2 separate regions of the Mus musculus genome follow, and region 1 is linked to region 2. A link is a loop called in an ENCODE intact Hi-C map of the cell type or tissue named here. Cell type or tissue: heart. All regions are shown on one strand. Each heading gives the region's core, and the rest is flanking DNA. Links, peaks and the distances in the headings are about the cores only. Region 1 holds the start of Gm4278 (predicted gene 4278). Region 2 overlaps Htr2a (5-hydroxytryptamine (serotonin) receptor 2A).

Evidence for each region. A loop is a pair of places that touch in the nucleus more often than their neighbours do. Peaks named below come from ENCODE experiments on the same cell type or tissue, not always from the same donor. Only the 100,000 strongest peaks of a DNase experiment are listed, where the experiment ranks them.
Region 1: a loop joins it to region 2, with 2.7 times the contacts of the local background. A loop is called at or near these places in 2 of 42 quality-filtered maps.

What each region holds. Positions count from the first base shown.
Region 1 is chr14:74,972,760-74,975,672 of GRCm38, forward strand. It overlaps Gm4278 (predicted gene 4278), which reads left to right and starts at 2,327. Exons shown (of 3, transcript NR_046078.1): 1 at 2,327-2,389. In heart, for the core only: no CTCF peak of the experiment used is centred there; a DNase peak (open chromatin) is centred at 1,552; H3K27ac peaks cover 992 bases.
Region 2 is chr14:74,642,175-74,645,087 of GRCm38, forward strand. Htr2a (5-hydroxytryptamine (serotonin) receptor 2A) reads left to right here. Exons shown (of 3, transcript NM_172812.3): 1 at 1-170; 2 at 2,814-2,913. Among named protein-coding and RNA genes, the nearest start is that of Htr2a, 2.8 kb to the left of the region's middle. In heart, for the core only: a CTCF peak has its summit at 1,390 (motif pointing left); a DNase peak (open chromatin) is centred at 1,357; H3K4me3 peaks cover 417 bases; H3K27me3 peaks cover 102 bases.

The DNA of each region.
Region 1 (2,913 bases), core at 210-2,709, 330 kb after region 2:
ACTCACCCATGATGGGGACTCTATAATAGGTCAAAGTACAAATACTACCAGCCAGTTTTATTGGGGCTACCTACAGGAACATGCCTCCATTCGGTGAAAAGCTAGAGTCTCCTCTTAAGAGGCCAGAGCTGATGTTTGAAAGTGACTCAGCTCATTGGCTGCTCTTAGAGGAAAGCCGCCTTCCTGTCCTTGTGACGTCAGCAAGGACTGCTATTCTGCCAGGTGACACTGTTGAGACCCAGGAATTTGTTAATGTCTAATGGCTGGTGTTACCCTAACTAATCCTCTCACCTCGTCCAAATCCTATAATCGCACTCTGAAGTAGATTATTTTATTTTGATTTTATTTTCTGAGACAGGCTCTCTCCATGTAGTCCTGACTGTCCTGGAACTAGCTCCATAGACCAGATCGGCCTGGAACTCAGAGATCTGCCTGCCTCTGCCTCCTGTGTGCTGTCATTAAAGGCATGTGCTACCACTGTGGGCTAGTAAATCATTTTATTAATCCCCATTTGATAGATGAGAAAACAGAGGCCAAGAGGTTCTAAGAGGCTTGCAATGAGCTCTAGAGACCCAGATTTGGATTTTGAACCCAAACTCACACGATGCAATACACTTTCCCCCTAACCAGTCCTGATCATGGGAGTGGGATGATATTTTTTTCTTCAAGCTTAGAAAAGCCACTTGCTGTCACTGAGTCTTTCAGCTGGAGACATCTGCTTGACAGCCAGAAGGGTCAACGCTGCACATAACAGAACTTTCCTACAGACTGGGAACTTATGGCAGCCCCTTAATCTCCTTGTCTAAGTCCACACCTGGCCCAGAGGTTAATTCCCTCCCCAATACTCAGAGTGATATTTTCGTAAGAATAGTATACTTTTCCTTTAAGGAAAAAACTGTAAATAAATGATATTAATAGCTCTCTCTATGTTGTTTCTCTTGGACACATTCAGTGAGACTATAGGGTCACTAATAGCTATTTATTTTAAAATATGACTCAGTGTTTTTAATGCCACCAAATTACACTCAAATGATAAAAACAATTGACAAACTTTATATCCTGTATACTTACCATAATAGAAAAAAATTTAAAAAACAAAAACAAAACCATTGTTCTTGGAGCAGCTGGGTAACTCCCACTGAGACTAACAATCAGATTTTGATCCCTGGACCCCTCATGGTGGAAGGAGAGAATGGACTCTTACAAGTTGCCTTCGAACATGTCCCGTGTGTGTATGTGTGTGTGTGTGTGTGTGTGTGTGTGTGTGTGTGTGTGTGTGTGTATGTGTGTGTCCACTAAATAAATAAACAAACGTAAACTGTTTTAATTAAAATAGAAAACATGATTCTCCCCTTGGGATGGATGGAGGTGAGGGCTTGCCGGTTGGCTGCGCGGTGTGTGTTTTGGAGAGCACACGTTAGTGTGCTGCCAGGGTGCCTTATCAGCTGGAGGAAACAGGCGTTGACATTTGCAGGAAGAAATCATGGACTGGGGGGTCAGACCAGCTCCTTGCATTCAACACGAATGACTTTTTTTCAGTTACCAGAGGAAATCCAGCAACTTGGTGACTTCTGAAATGTTGTGCATAGGAAGGAAAAGCCAAGAGGCTTTGTTGGCCCAAGCCGGAAACTGGACCCACTGAGCTTCCGTAGGACAATGAGTTAGGAGAAGGCCTTTCCCCTCCTAAGCAGGAGAAGCCCTAGCTCAGCAGTTTGGAGTCCCTGACTCTGCCTCAGATGAACACAAAGGCTTCCATTCTGAGGCAAACACCCTGTGTTTCCCTCTACTCATTGTTTCCTAGGTTCCTTCACGGGGCTTTCAGTGGCTCTGAGGTGAGGCCATGGGGGTGGAAAAAATCTCATCCATTTTGACGTCAGTGCTCACTAAAAGGCCTCAGAAAAGGTTGGAGGAACTGACTTGGAAAAGCCAACGGCCTCTCAAAGAAGCTTCTAAGCCCAATGCAACATTTTCCAGTCTTTGACTTGTTGGGTAAAATAGAAGTTTGGGATCAGCCCTTCTGTGTGGTGTCCAGAGATAAAATAGGCAGGGAAGGGGACAGGTGTGTGTGTGTGGGGGGGGGTAGGGGGTAATTATTGTTTGATGTTGGCTGAGCCAGACTTGACTTGGTGGTCAGAGTATCCAGAAGACAAGGCCAGCACTTCCGGTTCCCCAGTTTCTCCCTGGAGAGGACAGCCATTTACATAAAGAGGGTGGGAACACTCCCATTTACATAAAGAGGGTGGGAGCACCCCCATTTACATAAAGAGGGTGGGAGCACTCCCTCCAGTAGGGACTTAGGAGCTGTTAATCCTTCACTAACCAAGCCAGATCCATTTCCCAGCTTCTTCTCCCAGCTTGTACTCTGAGTCCTTGTCCCACAGACTTCAAGGTAGGGTGTCCTTGCTTTCTCTCTGACAGTTAGATTAGACCAACTTTCGTCATGAGAGGAGTGGGGTGTTTTCTCTGTGGTGTTTCTCCCGATCTCCTTCCTTCCTGTGTCATCAGTGTGGTTCTGGAAATGGCTGAGAATTACCTTCAACACGACATTGTCTCTTGACACCCACAAGTGTTATTTGATTCCTCCACGATCCCAGGAACAGGGAAGGGAAATGGTTTCTGCTGCCTTCCAGCGTCTTCTCTATTTTTAGAGTTCTTAACCTTGTGCCCACGGTCCTACCCTGAAGTTCTCTTGTTCTTCTCGTGACTGGCCTCCTGCAGCCCTCAGGGGCTTGCTATCACAGCATACTTCCCAGTTCCGAGGATCTCTTGCTTGTATGGGCCAAAGTTTCAGATACCATGAACCTGAACCTGAAAAACAGCTTTTTGCTATCAAAACAGCTCCTTTGGAGCTAGAGGGAAACTGATGCTAAGAGTGTGTCCTGCTCTTGTAAAGGTCTGGAGTTTGGTTCCCAC
Region 2 (2,913 bases), core at 281-2,780:
AACTGTCGTGATTATTCTCACCATTGCGGGAAACATACTGGTCATCATGGCAGTGTCCCTAGAGAAAAAGCTGCAGAATGCCACCAACTATTTCCTGATGTCACTTGCCATAGCTGATATGCTGCTGGGTTTCCTTGTCATGCCCGTGTCCATGTTAACCATCCTGTATGGTGAGTGGTGTTAGCATGTCAGCTGTCCTCACCATAGTCCCAAAGAGCTTGTGCATGCTGTTAGTGGAGGGACTGGGGCTCCAGGAGAGAAATAGACAGGAAACTTTGTTTTAGTCTTAAAATTTTATTTTTCTTGAGAGAAAAAAAAAAGTCAGACAGCCTAGTACCTGGTCATTGGTGAGTTGTGTGTCTTAGAATGGATACATCTTTGTAGAGAAATTATTACCTGTATTCCAATACTCTGTGAGCATAATTTAGCTGTCATTCTGTGCCCATGCGATTTTTTTCCTGCTTTTATTTGCCAGCCTCGGGACAGAACAGTTTTCTGTTTCTCACCGGGTTCTCAGCACTTCTAATGGAGTGGTAAAACCTTCCCAATTACCTTGGAACATTTGCAGAGAGAGCATTAGTGCTGGAGGAGTGGGTTTAATGTTAAAATATTCAGAGTCTCCATTAGAATAAATGAATTACTCTGGTTTTAATTGCCCCCTCCCCCCCCCCAAGCCCAGAGAAGACAATATCTAAGAAAACCTTTGAGTTATTCTTTAAAAAATGCACACACATAAACTCCTGTCTGGTTTTGGAGGGTGGAAAACAAACTGAAAGCTCTCAGTCTTGCTTTCCTTGCTACGGTTTGACAGTGTCAAACTTCCCAGGAAGTCAGCAAACACTGGGATGGCTTTCATGGAGGGGCAGAATGTGAGACTCTTTCAAAGTGTGACTAATACAGCCGGATCCCTCCTAACAATGAGCAAATGAAAGAATATTCGCACTACTGGCACATGCCCTTGGCAGTCACCCGAACTACAGGCAGTTTTCCCTAAAATTCACCTTTACAGGGGAATTTTCTGGCCAAGTCCTAGAGGCTACAATATGAACATGTCCATCCAGCCCCGAAAAGCTTCAAGGAAGAAGGAAGCAAGCCAGGAGTAGCAAGCATCCATTTGCCCCGGCTTGACCATTCAAATGACACACCCAAATAATTCCATTAAATTTGCTTATCATTTCTCAGCCACGGGAGAGATGCTCTCACTTCCTAAAACCCTGGCCAGCCCTCAGAGGCAAACCCTACTATGGGGTGAGCAGGGTGACTCTGCAAGAACCCAAACCACAGCAGGAAGGCAGAGGGACCTGCTGGGCAGCAGGGGTAATCCTGGCCACGTAGGAAGTGCAGCAGGTCCCTGGACTCAGCTCGGGGTACAAGGCTGCCCCCTAGTGACGACTTCTGGGGATGCAGCCTAGAGTCTAGTTGACACTTAGCCAGGCTGGCCCTAGCACACAATTCACAAACCTGTCTTGCACAAATATTCTCTTCTTACCCTTTGGTAAGAAACTTTAAGGGGAGAAGTTTCTTTCCTGAGACTAAAGCTAGAAGATTTGGGATTAGATTTAGGTCCAGCATCCTTTCCTTTTCTGAATACCCCTGGAGGCAGCAAGGTAGAAATAAGACTTGTGCAAAAGGAGGGTCTGCTTAGCCTGAGCTCTAAACTATCCTAAAGAAAGTACTGATCTCTAATCTTCCTTCCTATTCGCAGGCAGATGTAATATTGTTGCTCCTTACATTAGCAGAACAAACCAACAGTCTATCCAAGTGTCTGGTCCTCTCCAAAACACTCAGAAAGGAGCAGGGCACTTCATTTATGTCACCAAGGCATCTCAGGCAGCAGAGAACCTGCCAAGCTTCCTGCCTTGGACTCTGGGGAGTTTTAAAATCCTTTGACATTGGGGCTTCATCTCTAGCCACCCTCCAGAGAGAATGATTTAAATGGGCCCAAAGCTATACTGTTTGATTGTGAGACATCGGAGGGGGGCGAGTGTCACCTTTGCCCTAAGCAGGGGTTGTTCCCTGAGTGCCAATACCAGCCTCAGCAGTATGATTTCTTAAGTTTTTTTTTTTTGTTTTGTTTTTTTTTTTTTTTGGAAAATGCACATTTCCCAGCCTGTTCCAGACTTACGGAAGCAGAATCGCCAGAGGTGGGTCTCCATTTTAAGGAGCCACCTGCGAAAACCAGCTGTCACCTGTAGTTTGAGCACTGCCCTGAGACAAAGCTCCAAGTCCAGATACCCTTGATATTCTTCACCATCCTCAATGTTTCTCACATGCCCCAAATTTAATAAGACACATTAAGGGACTGTGCACCATAAAAAAAGACATTCAAGAGATTTGAAGACGATTCGTCACACAGCCACTAATTGCCTGTCTATGTGAGACTGGACATGTCTAAGAGTGACTAAGATTAGACTAGCTATAGGGACCCTAACCCCAAAGAAAATTATGTGGATAAATAAAGGCTGTATGTGACCGGCAACATCAATTGAAGGGCTCAGAACATAACTTTGGACACATTGCTAAATAAAAGTGGCTTTGACCAGGTAGAGGGTGAGAGAGACTCCATTCCAGAGGAAAAAGCAAATTCCTCCTTCATTAATGCAATTCCACAGGTCAGAAACCTTCAACCCTGCACTCCCCTGCCCGTGCCATCACAGTGCACACTGGCTGTTGGTTTAAATATTGAAAGTCTCTTGTAGTTCCCTTGCCTGTCACCTCTACCTGTCCCCAAGTTGTAAGTCCTGGGGTATAGATTACACGCTGCAGAAAGCACGAAGCTAGCTATTCACTGATGCTAAACTTCTGCCCCACAGGGTACCGGTGGCCTTTGCCCAGCAAGCTCTGTGCCGTCTGGATTTACCTGGATGTGCTCTTCTCCACGGCGTCCATCATGCACCTCTGCGCCATCTCCCT